Regions from separate parts of the Homo sapiens genome. Here regions 1 and 2 are each linked to region 3. Evidence: chromatin loops called from intact Hi-C (ENCODE). Cell type or tissue: endothelial cell of umbilical vein. All regions are shown on one strand. Region 1 overlaps FGF12 (fibroblast growth factor 12). Region 2 has its middle 110 kb from the start of FGF12-AS1. Region 3 has its middle 180 kb from the start of FGF12-AS1.

Region 1 (8,000 bases), 350 kb after region 3:
CAATATTTCATTTTCAAAGATCTACAGTCCACACAGTGTCTAAGGGGCCCATTAACCCTAGCTGCCTATAGGTCTTCAATAATGCTATACGGTGGTCATTGCTGAAGTCCAATGGCCTCCTTAGCCTATGCCTTCTTCTACAAGTTACCTCTTCTACTCTACCCTATCTCTGTTCTAATTATAAAATAACGATCACAATGATAATAATAATACCAATGGTTAAAACTTTGACAGAAGACATCCAGTTATTTACACTAGTTGATGTTACTTTCTGCTGTGTTGCAAGGAAGGTAGGAAAAAAAGTCAACTGAATCTAGTTCTAGTCTCAATTTTGACAAAACCTAGTTGTGTAACCTTAGATAAATTACAAACTTGCAATGGCTCCAGGATTTCTCATCTACAAAGACAGAGATTTTGCTGCACAAAAAGGATCCAATGTGCACCCTGGCCCTGAAACTGTGTGATGTGAGGCCATACCTAGTCATTTCCCATGTTTTCATTCTGTGTTACTGTCATTTTAAATCTGAGCCCTTTGCCATGATAATTTCAGGATCCCCACTGTATTTATACAGCTTCAATACTACACATATCAGAACTTGGTTAGCTAAGAAAAAAGAGAAGGAGAGATACTCAATGTGTCAGCCCTGAAATCAGAAATACAACCGTGGCCTTTCCCATCAAACACTTGCCTTAGATTCACTTCCTAAGCCTCACTCCCCTAGAAAGTCTGGTCAATGGAACATGTGTCTCAGTGACAGAAATTCAGAGTGGAAATTCTTTATCAGGACAAATTATTCCACTTCACCACTTTACCATTTGTGAGTTACTTTGTTAGTTCACAATGATATGGCTTAGGAAGGCTAGTGGTTTCAAGAATCAGTCAAATATTAAGTGAATACAACATCAAAGTGATTATAAAACAGATTCGAATAGTTTTTCTTTTTGGTGTTTAGCAACTTCCTCCCAATCCAACTAAAGATTCTTCTCTGGAACTGATATGTGGAAGGTGCTATCTCTCTATAAATAGACTTATTCCATGCTATGTGAATCATGGCTGCTGACAGCAAATCAACAGATTAATTATTTGGCTTTGTTAGTGAAGATAATAGCACACTATCATCTTCCCAAAATGTTTTTACACACACCACATGCCCATTCTTCTAAGCTAAGCTTCAGAACAAACTGAAATGGTATACAAATACACGCAGGTTGCCCTTGCACTGGGAATGTCTTAATAGGTCCTGCCATCTCTCTGCCAGATTGTTATTTTGACACTTTAGCTAAAGGAAGTCACCAGTCAGGATCCTCTCTGATAAGATGAACACTGTGTAGAACAAAAAGGGAGGCAAATTAAACGAACACTGAAGAAAACAATAAACTCAGAAACTGCCTCAAATCTCTGTTTTCTAATGAGATGCTAAGGAAGAGCCCACAGGAAGCAGCAAATACAGTCCTTCCTTCCCATGCAAAATGAAGCCATGCAAAAGTAACCCATTGATCATCTCCAAGTCAACTCCAGAGATCAGGATCAGTTTATGTTACCCGTTCACATATATCCACCTATCATTCTTATTATCTTGTTTTTTAGAAGAGGCTGACTAGGATCAACTCAAAAACGTCATATAATTTTCCCAACTAGAGTGCAAGCACGTACTTCAGAGATTGAGATATAAAAGTCACATTGAGTTCAGAACCTTGAAGTCCTCTGTAGACCACATAAGCCCTAAGAAAAGAAGGCCTCCAAATTATCCCTCCACAACAGAACAGGTTATTTTATTTTCCACTAGGTGAGTTACTTTGTAGAGGTAATTCAAACTATTGCATAAATCTTCACTTTATAAAATGAACATGCTATACTAATTGGACATAAAATAATAGAGACTAATAGCTCCTGTCTTGGGATCATAATTATTTTTGTATACTCCTGAAATTTACCACTTTATCATCATCACAAAATAAGAAAATGAGCCTAGTATGGAGTGGACAATGTCATGAAAACCCAACGGAAAATGAAACAGGGTCGCTTCTTCACAAGGCTTAACCCCAAATTTCTGAGCTAATTCTGAGCCCGACTTGTCCAGACTTCCCAAGTGTCGCCCTTCATCCAATGGACCCAACCATGTACTTCATTGCTGGAAACCAACAGCACGCCACAGTCAGAGTTGCAAAGAGACAAACTAGCCAACAGATTACAGGGCAGGCTCCCTTTCCAGACAGTATTTCCTTCCAGTTGTCCACAATAGGGGTAGAGTATCTGCAGAATGCAAATGGCTCTGCAGCCACAACCCAGAAAACCAACAGTCTGATGGAAGCACAGATCTCTCCGCAATTCTGCTTCCATTCTCTCAAGCTGGGTACACTGGCCTGGCTTGACCTGGAAATCATCATGTCAAAACTTTGGGTATCCAATTTCCCTTTGCAAGTAGAGACACATCCAAAAGCAATCATCTGCGGTCGGGGCTGCAGAAGAGAATTAGCTTCAGAAAGCCCACGCCATGAAAATCTCTGATCAAGCTGAAGTTTTCTTTACACTCCTTGAGGCCAAACTGTGTATACTGTCTTGTTCCCTCAATGTCTCAAAAGTGTGAGTGTGCTAAGTATGGTAATAGGACAGAAACGTTAATGAGCAGAGTCCTTGGAAACAATGAGAGGGGTTGGAAGAAAATAATAGGAAAATGAAGACTGTGTAAAGGAAGTGAAAGAGCATGAGGGAAAAATGAAGAGGTGAGAAATTGACAAGGGCGTCTGAAAGATGCAATGCCAAGTGTTGCTGGAGGAAGAGTTGGAAAAATAATAAATTTAAGTTCATCTGGTGTCTACTAGGTGTCTATCATGGATTATGAGGGATAAGGGAAGGGCTGTATTAATCTTTAGGTCCTCAGTGGGCAGCGTAAGTACTGTACTCTACAGACGGATGGATGCATGGACGGATAGATGCATGGATGGATGGATGGGAGAGCGGGAGAGAGAGAGAAGAGATGAATGAATGAATTAATGAATGAAGTGGTCACTCCCCTCAAGGACTCTACAGGCTCTTTTGGAATAAGTGCATCTATACATGTAATTCTTCTCCTGGTCAAACCCCGGACTGATCAAAGTAGAGTGTTTTTGCTGAATATGGGGCAAGAAGCTATTAACTGACAGAGTGGTTGAAAGAAGTCTGGAAATGAGAGAAGAGGGGTCAGAATGTAAAAGAGGAATCCTGGTTCCCTTCCACGGGGGTCCCGAGGTGCTTTGAGGAGGGAGAAAGAGGGCGTCCCCTCTGGGGAGCCCACTCTCCGGGCTTCTACTGACCTGGTCTCCGCCTCACCGGCCTCTTGCGGCCGCTGCAGAAGCGCACTTTGCTGAACACCCCGAGGACGTGCCTCTCGCACAGGGAGCGCCCGTCTTTGCTGGGGCTGGAGCGGCGCTTGGAGGCCGACACTCGGTCGCTGTTGGACTCCCTCGCCTGCCGCTTCTGCCGGATCAAGGAGCTGGCTATCGCCGCAGCCATAGCTGCTCAGCGAGGGCCTCAGGCCCCAGCCTCTACTGCGCCCTCCGGCTTGCGCTCCGCCGGGGCGAGGGCAGGACCTGGGCGGCCAGGGAAAGGGCAGTCGCGGGGAGGCAGTGCTAAAATTTGAGGAGGCTGCAGTATCGAAAACCCGGCGCTCACAAGGTTAGTCAAAGTCTGGGCAGTGGCGACAAAATGTGTGAAAATCCAGATGTAAACTTCCCCAACCTCTGGCGGCCGGGGGGCGGGGCGGGGCGGTCCCAGGCCCTCTTGCGAAGTAGACGTTTGCACCCCAAACTTGCACCCCAAGGCGATCGGCGTCCAAGGGGCAGTGGGGAGTTTAGTCACACTGCGTTCGGGGTACCAAGTGGAAGGGGAAGAACGATGCCCAAAATAACAAGACGTGCCTCTGTTGGAGAGGCGCAAGCGTTGTAAGGTGTCCAAAGTATACCTACACATACATACATAGAAAACCCGTTTACAAAGCAGAGTCTGGACCCAGGCGGGTAGCGCGCCCCCGGTAGAAAATACTAAAAAGTGAATAAAACGTTCCTTTAGAAAACAAGCCACCAACCGCACGAGAGAAGGAGAGGAAGGCAGCAATTTAACTCCCTGCGGCCCGCGGTTCTGAAGATTAGGAGGTCCGTCCCAGCAGGGTGAGGTCTACAGAATGCATCGCGCCGGCTGCGGCTTTCCAGGGGCCGGCCACCCGAGTTCTGGAATTCCGAGAGGCGCGAAGTGGGAGCGGTTACCCGGAGTCTGGGTAGGGGCGCGGGGCGGGGGCAGCTGTTTCCAGCTGCGGTGAGAGCAACTCCCGGCCAGCAGCACTGCAAAGAGAGCGGGAGGCGAGGGAGGGGGGAGGGCGCGAGGGAGGGAGGGAGATCCTCGAGGGCCAAGCACCCCTCGGGGAGAAACCAGCGAGAGGCGATCTGCGGGGTCCCAAGAGTGGGCGCTCTTTCTCTTTCCGCTTGCTTTCCGGCACGAGACGGGCACAGTTGGTGATTATTTAGGGAATCCTAAATCTGGAATGACTCAGTAGTTTAAATAAGCCCCCTCAAAAGGCAGCGATGCCGAAGGTGTCCTCTCCAGCTCGGCGCCCACACGCCTTTAACTGGAGCTCCCCGCCATGGTCCACCCGGGGCCGCCGCACCGAGCTGGTCTCCGCACAGGCTCAGAGGGAGCGAGGGAAGGGAGGGAAGGAAGGGGCGCCCTGGCGGGCTCGGGATCAGGTCATCGCCGCGCTGCTGCCCGTGCCCCCTAGGCTCGCGCGCCCCGGCAGTCAGCAGCTCACAGGCAGCAGATCAGATGGGGATTACCCGCCGGACGCAAGGCCGATCACTCAGTCCCGCGCCGCCCATCCCGGCCGAGGAAGGAAGTGACCCGCGCGCTGCGAATACCCGCGCGTCCGCTCGGGTGGGGCGGGGGCTGGCTGCAGGCGATGTTGGCTCGCGGCGGCTGAGGCTCCTGGCCGGAGCTGCCCACCATGGTCTGGCGCCAGGGGCGCAGGCGGGGCCCCTAGGCCTCCTGGGGCTACCTCGCGAGGCAGCCGAGGGCGCAACCCGGGCGCTTGGGGCCGGAGGCGGAATCAGGGGCCGGGGCCAGGAGGCAGGTGCAGGCGGCTGCCAACTCGCCCAACTTGCTGCGCGGGTGGCCGCTCAGAGCCGCGGGCTTGCGGGGCGCCCCCCGCCGCCGCGCCGCCGCCTCCCCAGGCCCGGGAGGGGGCGCTCAGGGTGGAGTCCCATTCATGGGCTGAGGCTCTGGGCGCGCGGAGCCGCCGCCGCCCCTCCGGCTGGCTCAGCTGGAGTGCTAGCTCCGCAGGAAACTCGGGGCCCGGGCGAGAGCCACCGAGATGGCAGGTGGGACGCAGAGCCCGCGGCAGCCAGAGTTCCTCCCGCACGGCCCGCCGACCCACGGAAGAGCGAAAGAGCGCCCAGGTGGGGCCGAGCTGGGGGCCGGGCCCCTGGAGCGCTGGGAAGCACAGCGCGCTCTAGTCAGGTTCCCTTTCCTGGAGCCCTCCGCTTCCAGACTCCCTTCTTTCCTCCCTCCCTCCCGCCACCCCTCTCCCTCCTCTCTGTGTCTTCTGTCTCTCCCCTTTTCTCCTCTCTACGCAATCCTACGTGATTGAGGTTTGGATGAGAAATTCTCAGAGGCAGAGCGAGGGAACTGCAGCTTGGGTCTGCTCCGTCCGGTCCCTCCCACAAGAGAAACACAACCACAGTGGGAGTTAAAGGACCCTAGGTGCGCAAAGAAGAGGTGGGATGGGGGAGCTGAGAAAATGCAGTCCACACTCTCTCCAATAAGCTTGAGCACGTAGAATTCTCTGTTTAGTTAGGAAGAAAGTGAACACTGGAGAAAGTAAAAATGACCTCTTGGACCTTATCGTGGGCCCCACCTATGGCTCATTTTGGAACAGGAAAAAGTGTTTCCCTTCTTCTTGGAACCCAGATTTCTTGGTTCTGTCTGGAAAGCTGCAAAGCAGGCTCAGTCCCTAAAAAGAGAGCCCAAATAAGCAGCCTGCACAGAGGATGACTCCAGGTGCGGCGAGGGAGTGATGTGGACAAGGACAGTCAACAACAAGCTGTGGAATGCAATCAGGTCTCCAGACGTGAATGTGACGACATCTGATGTTGGAGACACTGGGCAGAGGAGTTCTCCAAGTTAAAATGCAGCATGAAGCATTAATCACCCTCCATTTATGCTAAAGTCTGGGAGCGGCTATTGGTTTCTACTTACAATTTCTCTTCATATATCCCTAATCTCTCTCCTTCAGACACTTCACGAAGCATCTAGGATAGTGCGAAAGGATTAAATGTATGATTTCCAAGCACAGACAGGTGTATGTTGGCAACATCCTAATAGAAGGCAAGGAAAATGCAGGCCCTGAAGCTACTGAAAATGGATGTGGGACCCAGAGGGAACCCAGGAGCTTTCTAGATATGAGCACAAACCTATGGGCCTAGCCAAGATTCACTTGGGCAATAAGAAGGATTGAGATCTGTGACGTTGTTCAGATCAAGCAGGAGTCTAACACCCTACCATGCCCGGGGGCCTGGACCTTCCAGGCTGCCAGCTGGGCAAAGCAGAGGCTGGCAGATAGAGGCTCATGGGACAAACAGCTGGGAGGAGGATTAAATAGGCAAGACATCCTGAGGAAAGGGAGAATCCCAGCTGTCATTTGGGAAGCACACATCCCCTGCAGCAGTTCAATGTGGCTGAATGAAGACAGTGGATATATCCTTGGAATTCTAGCAATACAGAACAAGACACGTGAAAAAGACACACGCACACACACACCTCAGGTCCAAAAGCAAGGCTGAATGCATTTCCATATGTGCATCTGGATGGGGTGAGGGGCATTACTTAACATCAACTGGTAATTCTATCAATTAGGAAAATATTCACATTCCACAGATAAAATTATTTTCCTTCCTTGGCTACTAGAAGACTTGTCTCATTCTTGAGCAAGGCAGACACAGATAGTACAGTGGGCTTTGGGGGCTCCCTGTCCTTGCTATTAAACACCCACACAGACAAAGGTCAGCTAAGGGGAGTAGCCAGAGAAATAGGCAAGAGGGGGTGTATAATGAGGACTTGAGGAAATTATTGCTAAATTTGGAGTCTCTTTTATATTCTCAAAATGGGGATAATCATTCTCATCTACCTCGCAGAAGTGAATATGCATGTGTAAGCATTCTGAAAACTGGAAAATGCCAAATGAATGAATAAAATATGGCCGGTTTTTTTTTTCCAAAGAAAATGCATGAGATTCACCTGAAATGCTTGTTAACATGCTGATTCCTGATGGTCTCTCAAAACACGAAGTGGAAGTCTGTATGGGTAGAGCCTGGGAATCTGAATTCTTCACAATTTCTCCAGGTGTCAAAGTGTCAGAGTTTAATGTATGTTTGCAACATAAATAATACTAGAAGACAAAAGTAAAATATAGTACATTTCTCCAGAACTGCAGTCCTGTGCACCGCCACCCTGCGCCCCCTATAAAAGGCCTGGAAAGAGGATGTGTATTCTTTAGTCTTTGTGTTGCTGATTTTTTTCTGTAGGTTTATGAGATATGAGGGTGTGCTGGTGCAGAAGGTAACGAATACAGAGGCACAGGAGAGAAGGAAGTTATGAGGAAAGATGAAAAGGCAGGTAGCTGTTGCTGTTTGAAGTTCTCCTCTCTGTCTTAACCTGACAACATCAAGTTAGGCATTTAAAGAACAGAACAAAAACAATGTCAGCTTTCTGGGAGCAACATTCTTTCTGTGTTTAGATCTCTATTAAAAGAATGTAGTGTTTTGGATTCAATCGGACAACAAAGACTACTTTTTCCCTCGCACTCCTGCAGCTATTGTCAGAGAGCTTTTTGGCTTTTTAAGTCATCATCAGCATAATTTACTCCATTTCCCCAGTGAGAAGAGGTGAGTATAAAGAAATTTAAGAAGTTAGCTAAGACCTAAATATATGGATATTGAGCTCAGAAGCAATGCTTAAATCAATTTATTTTATATAT
Region 2 (8,000 bases), 75 kb after region 3:
ATCCACCATGTTTTACCCATCCACCCCTCCCTCTGCCACAGTGAAGGATACCTACACTGTCTACAATTCTTTGCCAACATAAGCAACGTTGCAATGAACATCTTCAAGCCTTTTTCTTTAAGCATTTTTTATTAGAATGTGAGATGTATATCCAAATGTGGCCTGACTGGATCATACGTATCGTCCAGTTACTGACAAACATATTGTTTTCAAGAACAGCTATGCCAGCACGCACAACCATCAGCAGTGTGTATTTTATGTTGTCTTTAGAAATGGTAACCTTGCCATGGCCCCAAATTCTTGAATGTATGCATGGTGATTTGTAATTCTGCTCTTCACCCTGTAATGATAAGTCTCTTCTTAACTGTAGTCTCTTTAAATATTTGAACTGTGTGAGCGCAGCTGGACGACTGCCCGGGACCTATCCTTTATTGGCTATGAGACTTTCAGCAACTCATTTCTTCTTTCTGATTTTTCTTTCATTCACTTACTCAGCCATTCATTCAAACAATATTAATTGAACACATACTATGTACTTAGTTTATGACTCTACCACCCGATGTGTGTGTTTCTTTATCAGAAGGAGAACCACCATGTAAGCATTGTGAAGACAGTAGTTCATATGATGGACTGCCTCTGCTCTTAGAAAACTCTTGGAGACTCAGAGACATCTTCCCTGAGAAAGATAAATTTAATTTCAAACCTGAAAGGAGTTGGTTAATCAAAAAACCAGGGAGCTGTGACAATTTTTAAATTGAGAATGGCAAAAATAAATTGTATTCTGTATAGAGGAAAACAATGAATGCCGCAGACCTGAGTAGAAACATCCAAGTAGAGATTCAATAATGGAAAGGTGTGCCGTAAGGCTAGAACAAAGAGAGTGGCGTTTGCAGGAGGCTCAGAGAAGCAGGAAGGTGGTGTCAAACCAAGTAGCGTACTGAGACTTGGAAAGCATTTTGGATTACAGAAAAGTATTTATGGAAATTAAGGTAATATTCAAATATTATATAAGCAGCTGGATGAGTACTTCACTGGTGTCTTCCAGTGTTTTCATTTTGGGTTTTTTTCTAAATCTGTGCTTCCAATAAGCCACATGTGGCTACTGTGCTCTTTCAATGTGGCTAGTCTGAATTGAGAAGTGCTGTAAATAAAAAACTAAACACCAGGTTGTGAAACCATAGTATAAAAAAGACTGCAGGCCAGGTGCGGTGACTCACACCTGTAATCCTAGCACTTTGGGAGGCCTAGGCTGGTGGATCACCTGAGGTCAGGAGTTCAAGACCAGCCTGGCCAACATGGTGAAACCCCGTCTCTACTAAAAATACAAAACAAATTAGCTTGGTGTGGTTGTGAGGGCCTGTAATCCCAGCTACTCGAGAGGCTGAGGTAGGAGAATCACTAGAATCCTGGAGGTGCAGGTCGCAGTGAGCTGAGATCGTGCCATTGCACTCCAGCCTGGGTGACAGAGCGAGACACACACACCCCAAAAAAAAAAAAAAAAGAAAGTGCAAAATTTCTTATTAACAATTGTATATTGGTTACAGATTGAAATTATGATTTTTGGATATATTGGCTTAAATATCTTGTATTATAAAAATTAATTTTGCCTATTTCTTTTACCTTTTCAGTGTGCTTACTAGAAAAGTTTAAATCATATACATGGCTCCCAATACATATTTGTTGGGCAACACTGTTCTATATTCTTTGCTTCCTGAAAAACCATAGAATGGTGAAGATTTATCTAGAGTGAAGGTTTTGATAACCAAAATTTTCTTCCTATTAAATCTGAACCCAACAGAAGGAGACATTTAGCCTTGAGATGATTTCAACTAGAGTCCCAGGCAGAAAGCCATTTAACTTGATAATAAGCTGTATAGACTTCAGCAGAGCAGTTTAGAAAATTATGTGGGTGTTAAAATATATGCACATATTCCGTTATATATTAACAAGATATGTGCTCAGAGAAGACTCCCACACACCCACGCACCACTTAGAATACTGGCTTACATTTTTCTACCAGTAAAGTCACTTTGAATAAAGGAAGAAAAAAATCGAGCAGTAGTACAGTAAATGTCACATACTGTATAGTTAATTTGCAAGAATCGTTTTGCAGAAAATGAATTTTTCATGAGTATTCTTTAAAATATGTTTTGCCAGGATATTTTTCTTTGATGTGACTAGCTTAAAAATCCCATCACCTTTTACTGAAATTTTATGATTGATCTTTTTCATATTTGAAACAATTTGATGAAAATTTATTAAATTCAGTTTTGTGCCAATCTAGTTAAACAGACTTCATTTCAGGCCTTTAAATGCTTACAGTCCAAGAGAGGGGACTGTGCTCAAAGAAATAAAATAGTGTGAAAAGTTGAAGAATCAAATTACATCTAGGTACAAATGTAACATGATTCTTTCTGAGAGGAACGAAATCAGTTGTATTTATTCTTAAAAAAGAAAAAAAGACTACATATAGTCCAGAAAACCTTAGCTACATTTAAAAACTGTCTCACAAAACCAAAATTTGGAACTGAACCTCAATTATAATAAAATATTTTCTTTGGAGGATCTGTCAAAATAAGACAGTGTATACATGTTCTTGTTGGCATTTTATACCTGGTGATTATTATGTAGGTATTAGAGAAGTAATATTTTTTTCCCAATCTCTTTGAGTCTTCTGTTAATAAATTTTGCAGACTTCGTAGTCAATGTGTCTCTGACATAATCGTGCGTAAAGTGCATTTATGTATTTACAGAGGAAATGGACCATGAATAGCTGTCACTGTGGACTTTCCCCTCAGTGCCCCATTTACTCTGTCATGCTGTAGGTGTTGCTGGGGGAAAAAAGGGTCAGCAGTTTTTGGTGTAGGCATTTTCTATGGTTAGCCAGCTTTTGTATTTCCTTTGAAGCACTAAGCTGTAACGAAAGTTGTAGGATGGCTCTATGATGAGGGCCATTTTTTGGCCAAATTTCTAAATATGAATCAGTGGATTAAACAGAAAGGTTAAATTAGTTTTTCACATCTTCTTTACTTTTTAAAATATTATTTCAAAAACTATAATTTGAAAGTTATACTGTATCACATTTTATATATCCAGGTGTCAACTGGATTAGATGGGGATATTTCACTTTTCCCCCACATCACACAGCATTGGTAGCGTATTGGAATATTTGATATATTAGGTTCATTTATCCTAGGTTTTATATTTTAATTTGTTAAGTGAACTCTGAGGGGGAAAAGGGGAGATTTTCATTCAGGAAAACTGACTAGATAAAATAATTGAAATATAAATAAATGTCATTAAATTTGGGGGGTTTTAAAGAATATCAGGGGTCCTGTCTGGATAAGATGGAATAAACACTGGTGACTCAGTCTTCTGCACTGAATAAAGACTAGACAGATGCAACAGAGCAGCTCTTTGAGGACTCTGATAAATAGAAGGCAAACTGGGGAAGAAGCCCAGAATTCAAATACTGATGAATTTATCATTTTTTTCCTCTAATGCTCACAACCAACACAGCAGTGATCACAAAGGAGTTGGCAGAGAGAGCTTGGGAGAAGCCTAACTCTGGCTTCTTCTAAGAAGTTCTCCCTAGTTCTGGCTCAAGAAGCAAGAAAGGGAACTTAAAATATTCCGAAAGAGTGTGGAAATGTCCTGTTTTATTTTTCTTTCTTTTTTCTGTTCTCCCATGGCCTAGTTCCTATGCAATCCTGTGGAGCCAAAATTCTAGGTGGGGAAAGTTTCTATTAGAGTAGTCCCCCCTTATCTGTGGGGAATATGTTCTAAGACCACCAACGCATGCCTGAAACTACCAATAGTACCAAACCCCATGTATTTTTTCTTACACAACCCCACAATAAAGTTTAATTTATGAATTAGGCATAGTAAGAGATTAACAACAATAACGATAATAAAGCAGAACAATTATAACAATATGCTGTAATAAAAGCTATGTGAATGTAGTCTCTTTCTGTCTTTCTCAGTATATCCTGTTGTCACGTATACACCTATTTTCAGGCTTTGATTGGCCACAGGTAACTGAAACTGCCAAGAGCCAAACCATGGATAAAAGGGGACTCCTGTCTCATATCTTCAGCAGAGGATCCTTGGTTCCAAGAGAGTGAGGCTGACCACCACTGTCGTCCATCTGGATTGTCCTTTCATTGTTTGGACCTGGATGTGGGCACACCAGAAGTGCACCTCAGAGTGGGATAACTAAAACCCTGGCTTCCTTGATATAGAAGGACCCCAAGGAACCAGAAAGTATGAAAGTTATGGAGAAAAAGGAAAACTCAGGAAATCAATTCCAAATAATTGTTTATAAATTTTGGACTCGTTCCCAAGCTTGCACATGTGGATCTGATGTTATTTAGTGTACAAAAGATAGAACTGAAGATACACCACTGCCCAATGTCTGAGACTGGCCACTAGGTGGCACATGAACTGGACTGATCCAAATAGTACTGCGAATGCTTTGAAGACTATGCTAGCATTGCAACCACAGCACACAGGAGAGGCAGATTCGAACTTAAGAGTGAACCTAACCAGGCTGACTCTTACTAAACGAAAATGTCAACATTCTCCATAGGATTTAAAGAAGTCCCAGAGTCTCATAACATAACATAATATTCAAAATGTCCAGGATACAATGAAAAAAATTTTGGTATGTAAACTATCAGGAAAATCTCAACTTTCATGGGGAAAGACAATCAACAGATATAAATATGAAGTAACAAAGATGTTGGAATTATCTGATTCTTGAAACCAAAGGAAAAATAGAAAGTACACAAAATAAATGGAAGCTGTCAAGAAGTACCAAATGAAGATTTTAGAATTATAAAAATAACAACAACAGTAATAACTTCCCCCTCAAAACAAGAAACAAACAAAACAAAATTTAAAACCCTCCTTTGACAGGCTCAGTAGCAGAATAGAGATGACAGAGGAAAGAATCAATGAACTTGAAGAAAAATCAATAAAAATGATTTAATCAGAACCATAGAAAGTTTTCTTAAAAAATGAAAAGTTTAACAGAACATTAGACATCTGTGGGGAAATAACAAAAAAACTAGTGTTTTTGTTATTTGAGTCCCAGAAGGATAGAAGAAAAAGTGCAGTGCAGAAAAAAGTTAAAGAAGTAATCGATAAAAATGTCCCCAAATTGGCAAGAGAACTGGACATAAAGATTCAAAAAGCTCAGTGAATGCCAAACAGGATAAAAGCAAACAAATCCACACCCAGAAGCACTGTAATCAAACTGCTAAAAATTAAAGACAAAGAAAAAAGCCCAGAAGCCACCCAGAAAAAAAAGATTCGTTATCAATAGAAGAACAGTGACATAGCTCAGAAGGAAGTGTTGAAAGAAAATAACTTTCAACTCAGAATTCTATACCCAATGAACGTATCCCTCGGGAATGAAGGTGAAATAAAAACACTTTGAGAAGAAGAAAAACTAAGGGCATTTATTGCCTTGCAGACCTGATCTAAAGGCATTGTGAAAAAAAAAAAAAGCTCTTTAGGATTTTAGGATGAAGGGAATTAATATAAGAAGGAAACATGGAACATTAACAATGAAGGAGGCTGGACACAATGGCTCACACCTGTAATCCCAGCACTTTGGGAGGCTGAGGCAGGCAGATCACTTGAGGTCAGGAGTTCAAGACCAGCCTGGCCAAATGGTGAAACCCCGCCTCTACTAAAAATACAAAAATTAGCCAAGCGTGGTGGCATGCACCTGTAATCCAAACTACTCAGAAGGCTGAGGCACAAGAATCACTTGAACCTGGTAGGCAGAGGTTGCAGTGAGCCGAGAATGTGCCACTGCAGTGCAACAGAGCAGAGCGAGACTTTGTGTTTAAAAAAATAAATAAATAAATACAAAGAAGCAACAATGAAAATGGCAAATGTTTGGGTAAGTATAATAGATTTTTTCCCTAAATAGTGTGTGGGAGTTGAAAGCAGAAATTACAACATTGTCAAATGAGATTTCAATGTATGTATATAATCATGACATAAATAGGAAGCTAAAGTGATCCAAATGGTAGTAAGCTTTCTACATTCAGCCAAAAGTGGTAAAATATTAATTCTAAGTAGACTGTAAAAAGTTAAATACATATATTGTAATCCTTCGTGAAATAACAAAAAAGAAGTCAGGAAACAGAGAAATGAAAAAACAGAAATAACTAACAGAAAACAAATAATAAAACAGTAAACCTAAATCCAAACATATCAAGAATTACATCAAATGCAAATGGTCAAATCACATCTATTAAAAGACACAGATTTTTAGGGTGGATAAGGAATATTAGACAATCAAATTAATCCCTGCTTTGAAAACTGTCTTTGTCTTACAATGAGGAAACAGAGATTTAGAGGAGAAATAAATTGTTCAAGATCCTACAGCAACCAGATTTAGAGGACAGTTTTTCTAAATTCTTAGATATTGCTTCCTACTACTTCACAAAAGACCTTGTCCCAGCCCTCTAGGGTATTGCTGGGATAAAGAATAAGGAAGTGGGAACAGCTAGATTGCATTGTTTCAGGACTGAATTCAGAGTTAAATGTCAGGAGGGTCCTGACCCTGTGCCAGAGGAGTATGTTACTAGGAAAGCCATTGAAAAAGCCCATCATCATATAGGGAGGTAGTCAATAATGGCTAAAGTGGCATCAACCCCATAGGGGTCATACTGGGTATATTAGTCAGGATTCTTCAAAGAAATAGAACTAATAGGATACACACATGCACACACGCACACACACACACACACACACACGGAGGAGAGGGGAGATTTATTATGAGGAATTGGCTCATACAATTGTGGGGGGCTGAAAAGTGTCATGATCTGCCATCTGCCGTCTAGAGATCCAGGAAAACCGGTGGTGTAATTCTAACCCAAGTTCAATGACCAGAGAGCTGATGGTGCAAATCCCAGTTAGGGGAAGAGAATACCTGTGTCCCAGCTCAAGGAGATAGGCAGGAAGCCAAAAGGGGTAAATTCCTCCTTCCTCCACTTTTCTGTCCTATTCAAGCTTTCAACAGATTGGATGATGGACACCCACGTTGAAGAAGACAGTCTACTTTACCGACACTGCTAACTCAGACGTTAATCTCATCTGGAAACATCCTCACAGACACACACAGAAAGAATGTTTCTATTTGGGAACCCTGTGGCACAGTCATGTTGACGCATAAAATTGACCACAATACTAGATCTGACCCAATTTCCAGCATGCTTCTTGGGAAAAAAAGGAAGTGTGAGGCAAATTTCTCTAGGTTTTTCATGAGGAGAGTTGCATACATTCTGACAAAGGCAGAGAAAGTGACCTGGTAACCAGGTATCTTCTTTTGATATATGCTGCTTGCATTCAGCAGGTTCTAAGCAGTGAAACTCAGAGTAACCTATGGTGAATTTCTGACTTCCCCTCCCTTATTGTTGGAGCAAGTCGAGGAATTTTATGAGACAAGTTGTGTGTCTGCTGGAAAGAATAAGGGCAAGGACTAGAGAAATATAGGGTACATGGACTTAAATAGTAAAATACAGAAACACGCACTATTGAATTACCTAGCTTTCTAGCTTTCTGGAGGAGACACAGATTTCTGTTTTCTTCCTTATAATGGGTTCAGTCAGTGTACATGTAATTGAGGAAGAGTCATATGTTACCTCTTTGTTTTTAGAGTGTAGTGCTGGGCGAAGAAAAAGAAATAAAACACAAGTGTGACAGTTTTGGTTGCAGGAGACAGTGTGCTCTGAGTAAAAGTGTGAAAAAAGCTATTGTAATTTAATTTTGTCCTGAGAATGGGTGCTCAGATGCAAGAGAATAAATCTGACTACTCATGAGCTAAGAGACATTCTTAGCCAGGACTATATTGTCAGGGGAAAGTGAACTCCTTTCCAAGTGACAGAGAAGTCTGTCTTAACATATTCTCACTACTAAATAAAGTAGCATTGTGAACCATTACAGCAGAAGCAAAAAATATAACTTTATTTTTGTAAAGGTCC
Region 3 (8,000 bases):
TTTTGAATTGCCAGAGAGTTTTGCTTCTGTTTTTTAATTTGTTTTCATTAGGAAAGCAAGCAATAAATTAAAACTTTTACACCAGGTCCAGTGAATAGTAAGTAAGAAATAAAAGTGCATTGGTAAAATGAGACCTCATATACTGAGGATAAAAGGCCAGTGGATGAATGTTGGTTATCATGGTTTTAAAGGAATGGCAGAAAGACAGGGGAACATACAGGAAGGTAAGAAAAAAAAGCGGCCTAAAGAGTAGAAAGAAGTCCAGAGAAAAAAGGCCGTGTCACAGACAACCAAAAAGCATAGCAGCATAACTTTGGGTTGCATATCACAAAGCCATCAAGTAAGATAAGGACTTAAAAGAGTCTACTAGATACAGAAATTTGAAGATATATAGTGACATTCTATTGGCTGAAAGAAAATTTTGTTGGAAATGCAAAAGAAGGAAGCCAGATTATGATTAGTAGATACAGACACTTGAAAGCTTTCAGAAGAATATTCATCTATACCATGTGTATTTATATAAGGTTTATTATGTTAATTTCCAAAATTACAGCGGCCAAAAAATATAATTATTGGCCTTATTTTTCGACCTGCTTCTATCCCATTTTTCTTGCAGAAACTCTTTCTGAAAAAAAAATCATTGAGCTAGCAACGTCTCAATATATTATGATATGTTTTAGACTCTCTCCCTCTTCCTTTCACTAACCTCCCCCATATAAGAGAGCCATGAGGAATTAGGCATGGAAGAGTTAAGGGATATGTGTCACTTAGTGGAAATCTCTATTTTCTAAGGGCAATGTAGGTTTTGAATAGCTTTATGAAAACTCAGTAACAGGCTTCTATCAGTTATGAAAAGTTTTGTAATACCGAATAATTGAAATTGGAAATATCTATTTGGAACTCATTATGTTTTAAAATATATTTTGTTTTATCCACCAGAGGAATCTGGAAACAAAGGCATCAATAGCAACAAGCACATCTATAGACAGACCTTGGTTTCTAAACACCATTCTCTGTGCAAAGGAACCAAAAATTATCGAAGACCTTATGTCTGCTCTGGCAACATTCAGGTGATACTGGGACATCTTATTTTGCCAGAAAGAAAAGGAATATCCAAGACTAATTGCAATGTATCAAGGGGACACAGAAGCCAGCTTGAATGGGTTTCTTTTGTGAACATTTTGAGAGTTGAAAATCAAAAACTTATGGACTCAGCCAGGCACAGTGGCTCAGATCTGTAATCCCAGCACTTTGGGAGGCTGAAACAAGCAGATCATCTGAGGTCAGGAGTTTGAGACCAGCCTGGCCCACATGGTGAAACCCTGTCTCTACTAAAAATACAAAAATTGGCCAGACGTGGTGGCACACATCTGTAATCCCAGCTAATTAGGAGGATGAGGCAGGAGAATTGCTTGATTCCAGGAGGCAGAGGTTGCAGTGAGCCAAGATCGTGCCACTGCACTCCAGCCTGGGTGACAGAGGGTAACTCCGTCTCAAAAAAAAAAAAAAAAAAAAAATTACAGACTCTAATTGATTGTAAAATATTGAGTAAACAAAAATCCAAGAATGAATAGAGATACTTAAAAGATGAGAAGGAAAAAAAAAATTTACCATCATTAAAGTAGACTATTTCACCAAGGATTTACTCTGAAAATTTGATAATTAAAGTAAAATTATCTACCTGCTCTTTATATACAGAAATGAGTTTCTTGTTTGATGAAGAAAATCTCTTTATAGAAGAATGCCAGCAAATATATTGTATTAGTCTATTCCTGCACTGCTCTAAAGAAATACCTGAGACACACTTCGGGAGACTGAGGCGGGCAGATCACAAGGTCAGGAGATTGAGACCATCCTGGCTAACATGGTGAAGCTCCATCTCTACTGAAAAAAGGTACAAAAAATTAGCCGGGCGTGGTGGCGGGCTCCTGTAGTCCCAGCTACTCAGGAGGCTGAGGCAGGAGAACAGTGTGAACCCAGGAGGCAGAGCTTGCAGTGAGCCGAGATCGCGCTACTGCACTCCAGCCTGGGCGACAGAGTGAGACTCCATCTCAAAAAAAAAAAAAAGAAAAGAAAAAGAAATACCTGAGACTGAGTAACTTATAAAGAAAAGAGGCTTCATTGGCTCATGGTTCTGCAGGTTGTACAAGAAGCATAGCAGCATTTACTTCTGGGGAGGCCTCAGGAAGCTTCCAATTATGGTGGAAGACAAAAGGGGAGCAGCACTTCACATGGCCAGAGAAGGAGCAAGAGAGAGTGAAGAGGCAGGTGCTGCACACTTTTAAACAACCCCATCGCATGAAAACTCACTCACTATCACGAGAACAGCACCAAGCAGGAATGGCACTAAACCATTCATGAGAAATCCACCCCCATGATCAAATCACCTACCAGCAAGCCCCACCTCCAACACTGGGGATTACAATACAACATGAGATCTGGGGGGACACAGATCCAAACCATATCATATATATTATACGTAATGTTACAATTTGAAAAAAATCACAATTTGCAGTTGTAAAGTAATTGATTGAGGCAAGGATCATCAATTGCTACAACTATTAGGAACAAAAAGTTTCTGGAGAAAGAATCCAAAATGCACAATGCAAAAAATCATCCCTCTTTCCACACAATGCATACACATTTATAAACCTCTGGAGTGTGTGTGTGTGTGTGTAAGTGTGTATGTGTATCTTTACAATGGAAATATAGGTTCACATAATCCCCTTAGAGGTGTGACCAAATTTAGCACAACTAGTAGTCTTGACAAATGTGTTTAAGCCAAACATATTTAAGGCATTAGACCTAATTTTGAGTTTACTAAAAATAAAGGTACTACAAAAATATTATTACATGATGCAGAAACAATTAGACATATCTGAAATGTGAAATACTCAACAAAAATACTAATCTTGTCATTTAGAAGAGTCTATTTCATGACAAAAAGATGTGAAGGAATTCTTTCTGATTATAAGATATGTAATAACCGAGTGCAATATTTGAACCTTGACTATATTGTGATTTGAAGAAAGAAAAGGTAATAAAATACGTTATTATTTTATGTTAATAAATTTGAGATAATTGGAGAAGACAAGATGGTCTTACTAAAGTTTTATTGGATAATATCATAAATATTATTTATGGTATTAAATACTATTGAGAAAATACTTTTCTTAGACATGACACTGATATTATAATTAATGTGGTGGAATACCCTGTTTGAAGCACTTAGGGATGAACTATCCTAATGTTTCTAATAAGCTTTTTATATTGGAAATGTTTTTCAATTGAAACATTTTATAATAAAGCTGGGGAAATAATTTTTAAATAACTGCTGAAAATTCTTAAATGTATATGCCCAGTCCAAACTACTCTCTCTACTTCAGATGCACATTGTCAACTGTCCTTTCAAAGTCTCAACTTAGATAGTGAATAACATTTCCAACTTTCCATGGACAAACATGAACTCCTGATCTTTCATTCCAAAAGATGTCTACCTGCAGTATTCCACATCTTATATATTTCATTCCAGTTCCTCATACTAAAATCTTAGAAAACACCCTTAACATTATGATTCTGAAACTCTGTTTCCAATATGTCAGGAAATCCTGTTAACCCTAAAGTCAAAATGTATTCAGAATCTCGTTATGTCTACTGTTACCACTCTTGCCCAACCCATTGTCTCAAACTCTTACTCAAATTCCTGGAATAGCCTCCCAATTACCTCATTTCCATCCTTGCCAACTTAGAGTCTATTCTTAACCCAACATCCGGAGACATCCATGTCATGGTTCAGTGGTCCAGGGCTGGCAGGGAAGTTCTGCCAGGTAAAACATAAGACTTCACAGTAGTTACATTTGTTGCCATTTCATAGCCAACAAAGGAGAGAAAGGCCAGCAAAAGTATCTTTTATGAAATGACCTAATAATTTAATGCATAAATTCTTCTCCTATACCATTGGTTAAAATTGGTCACATGGTGACAACTAGCTATAGAAGCGACAAGGAGACACTTATGTTGTTGGATGATAATGAGTTTAGCTAAATATCAAAGTATCTGTTTCTAAAAGAAAGCATGGAAAACTATAAACTAGGAGCAGTTAGAATAACCCTCAGTTCACCACTCTGGCCATGTAAGCATCCATGCAGTTACTGCATCCAGCCCCCAATCCAGGATTTTGTGATGTGCAATCTTCTTTATCATATCTGAATTTGGCTCTTCAAAACCAGGCAATCTATTGCCTACGTGGTAGGATATCTTCTTTCTTACTCTTTGCTTCCAGTCAGTACAAGTAAAAGGGGGCACATCTAAACATCTCAACAGTTCAAAATCATTAAAACAGCAATATTTCTCCTCATGAAGCCAATTAAAACAATAGAAAGAGAATGGATGTTCTTGATCTGACTTTACATCTGGGTAACTTTAAGCAATCATCTTATCTCTTGCTGTTTGAAACACAGACAGCATTAGACTTTTTAACTTTGAAAGGTTCAAAATGTCTAGATATTCCATCACTTTAACTTCCTAGACACAAACAATCCTCCCTTACCGGCACTCTTCTGAAATCCATAACCATGTCAAACCCAGCCAGTTTTTGTGTCAGTTTCCTTTCTGTAGCCACTTACTAAACATACGAGGAGCAGCCAGCATGCAGAATCATTCTGAATTTTGTCAACTAACTTCCTCAGAGCTAGAATCTCAGGAGGACACGATCTGCCTTCCACACTAGGTCAACAACAGTTTTACCAAACATTTTGCCACAGCATAATTATGTTCTCCAGTTTCCCGACTCACAATATTTGTGAAGTTTCCATATGCAACTTTACCCATGTTACACATAATCACTGTTTTCATAATAGCAACCTACTTCCAGGAATCATATTTTATTTTCAGGAAATGGTTAACAATTTGAGATCCAAGATAAATATCCATCCACCCCCTGAAAAAAAAATAGTTTTTTTTTTTAAATAAGAAAAGCATTTTTGTCTCTACTATAATAGTTTAGAAGTGAGCAATCCAAGACTGGTTGAGAGGTTTTTGATTATACTGTAAGTCATTACCATTATCCAGCTAGCAGAGAGAAGTAAGGAGTCTACAATGCCCATAAGTTGTACACATAGTTACTTACACTTACCTAGTACTGATACAGATTTAGTCTCATGGGCACACATGATGCAATTATACAACAACAGTAAAAATATCGGCAGAAGGGTGTTCACATACTCACCTAAAACGCTTGATTTCCATTATCAAAAGATGAGAGGGAAACAGTTAATTGATCTTTATTCCAATTAATTTTGTGCCCATTACTCTACTAGACAATAGAGCTATAATAGACAAAAATTGAGCAAGATGTAGTTCCTACTGCTATGGAGTTACTGAACTTCAGGGGAGGCTGTGTATAACTTCAAGGCTGCCCAGGGGAGTACCTCTATATTTTAATAATTGAATGAAACATTAGCTTTTAGGTAAAGTCATTGTCAGTCTTTTAAAAGAAAGATGGATTAAAGATGCATTCCTGCTAATAAGGGGAGAAGTTGGCTTTGGGCAAAAAATGGAGAGAAACAAAAGATTGCTGGAAAAGAGGCAAAGGAGCATAGAAAAGAAGAAACATTTGATTGAGGACAAATTAATAAGTGAACAGACATACCTTCACACCTAGAAGAAAGAAATAATTACAAAGGTGCAGTGGACATAGGGTGAATTTATGTCCAGGTATCAAGGAAAGATAAATTGAAATGAGAGTGCTACTGGATATTTTGTTATTAGGCTGAACTGGCTTTGCCTTTTGCAGTAGATTCTTTGTCGTCCCATCCAGATCTTTTCTTCAGAATCCAGGCATACAATACTACAGCTGTTGAGAAAGTTGATTTCTGGTGGCTCCCAGGTGTGTCCCCTTCCAGACCTTCCCCCCCAAGGGTGCTGCCTCAATTAAATTTACAAGCCCTGTTTAGGGGCTTTGAATAACTCTGGGATGCCATAAGACAAAGGCCAGACTCCTTGACAAAGTTTGAGTCTAAAGAGCCACCCTCGCTCCAGAGATTACCCCCGCACACTGAGAGTGGGAGGAGACCTCCACTTTAATTACATTGCTATTTAAATTATCCCTTTGACCGATCAGTCCTGCTTGTCCCAATCCCTTGGAGTTGTTGTTCCTGAATACACCCTCCCATGAGCTTCCTGTACATAAATCTCAGTTTAGATTCTGTTTCCATGGAACTTGACCTAAAACAACTTTGAGCTTCCCATCAGTCACTGAGCTGATGTAGGATAACTCATAACCTAGGAACTGAGCTCTATCTACCTCAATCTGAAAACAAGAAGCTCTTTCACACATTCTGTAGTCCTAAAAATGATTAAGCTTTCAGGTGACAGTGCAGTAATATCTTCCCATTAGGATCTCACATTATTTTATAGCTTAATACATTTTCAAGGCCATAGTAACCACCAAATTGGGATCTGGCAATAACTGCGTGTCTTCGTCGGGTTGCAAGGAGTTGCGGAATTCTAGTATGTTACATTTACAACATACCACGGCAATCATCTAAATTATACCCATGACAGACGAAGACCCTCAGTTCACTTGTGTGATAACTTAGTACACATCACTTACTGGCTTAGCTTTTCTCTCTCTGCTGTCTTCTGAAAGTCAGGGATAATGTCTAAGTCGTTGTCTTAGTCCCAGTTTCTATTCAGTACTTTCATGTAATATTTTCTTAAAAAATGTTTGTTCGTGGAACTTAGAAATCTGAAGGGAGAGAACTAAAGTAAATAAATAAAAATTGGTGAGCCATTCTAGATTCTAGTTATCTCCCATATTTGATTAGTGATTCGCATTTTAAATCCTAAGGCCTACATGCCCTTGTAATTTGTATGCACCTCTTCCTTTACATTATTACTGCTTTGGCAAAGATGTTCATCATTTTGCAATAAAAATATTAAAATAGCCTCCTGAGGGTTCTTCCTGACATCACTGTTTTTTAAATTCAATTTGCTTCATCCATCTTTCACAATGTGGCTAGAGAGATCATTCTAAAATAAGTAAATAAATGAGCAAAGAAGTAAATAAGAAGGTGTAATGGCCCCACTTTATGTGCTTACTATAGGAAGGCCAAGCTTCTTGTTTAATCATTAAGTCCCTAAATACAGTGAGCTCTGCTTGCATCTCCACCATGCCCTCTGTCATGCCCTCTCTTGCACCTGTATCAGAGTCATGCCAACTACCTTCAGCTCAAATGTACCTTCCCTTTTTCTTAGAATTCCCCTCCTTTTCTTTTTCTTTTTTATTTGCTTAATTCCTATTTATCCTGAAACTAAATTATCATCTATTTTAAGGGGTATTTTCTGATTTTTTTTTTCTCTTGACATACAGAATTTTTAAAATGTCTTTCATAATACTGTAGCTTCTTGAAAGATTAAATCATGTGTTTCATAGTTCAATAGTGAGCAATAATCTCAAATTTGGAAAGCAGAAAAATACAGATAAGAGTAAACCTTTCTGTTTACTCTTTCATGTAGTCCTAAAAATGCATAAGCTTTCAGGTGACAGTGCAGTAATATTTTCCCATTAGGATCTCGCATTATTTTATAGCTTTCAGGTAAAAGTACCTTTGTTTATTTGAAGGCTGAGGAAGAGGGTGGGGGTTATGAATGTTGAAAGAACCCAAGAGGGAACTCAGAAATTTTAGAACGAAATGTAAACTCATACAAAACAGGTAAATGTGCTTGATGTAGTACAGATATTATGGGCTTCAAATTAGTTTTTGACCTCCCTCTATTTATACACATGTAGTCAGTTCTCATTATTCCCAGTAGTTCTGTTCTACAAAGTTGCAGCAAACACTGAATTAGTAAATATTAAACCATTGCTCCTAGGGAAAATATGGAGTTAAGTTTTTGTGAGCCTCTGGTCACAGCATTTTTGTTAATAAACACATAACCTTGTTTTATATTTGTTTCTGTTCGAAGACACCTTATTTAGTATATATTGCTGATTCAAT

What was found. A loop is a pair of places that touch in the nucleus more often than their neighbours do. Peaks named below come from ENCODE experiments on the same cell type or tissue, not always from the same donor. Only the 100,000 strongest peaks of a DNase experiment are listed, where the experiment ranks them.
Region 1: a loop joins it to region 3, with 6 times the contacts of the local background. A loop is called at or near these places in 2 of 110 quality-filtered maps.
Region 2: a loop joins it to region 3, with 4 times the contacts of the local background. A loop is called at or near these places in 3 of 110 quality-filtered maps.

The regions. Positions count from the first base shown.
Region 1 is chr3:192,404,731-192,412,730 of GRCh38, forward strand. All of the region lies in intron 2 of FGF12 (fibroblast growth factor 12), which reads right to left. Among named protein-coding and RNA genes, the nearest start is that of FGF12-AS2, 110 kb to the right of the region's middle. In endothelial cell of umbilical vein, no CTCF peak of the experiment used is centred here; a DNase peak (open chromatin) is centred at 4,821; H3K4me3 peaks cover 2,432 bases; H3K27me3 peaks cover 260 bases.
Region 2 is chr3:192,126,292-192,134,291 of GRCh38, forward strand. No RefSeq gene overlaps it. Among named protein-coding and RNA genes, the nearest start is that of FGF12-AS1, 110 kb to the right of the region's middle. In endothelial cell of umbilical vein, a CTCF peak has its summit at 4,420 (motif pointing right); a DNase peak (open chromatin) is centred at 4,450.
Region 3 is chr3:192,051,351-192,059,350 of GRCh38, forward strand. No RefSeq gene overlaps it. Among named protein-coding and RNA genes, the nearest start is that of FGF12-AS1, 180 kb to the right of the region's middle. In endothelial cell of umbilical vein, no CTCF peak of the experiment used is centred here; DNase peaks (open chromatin) are centred at 3,711 and 4,761; H3K27ac peaks cover 2,581 bases.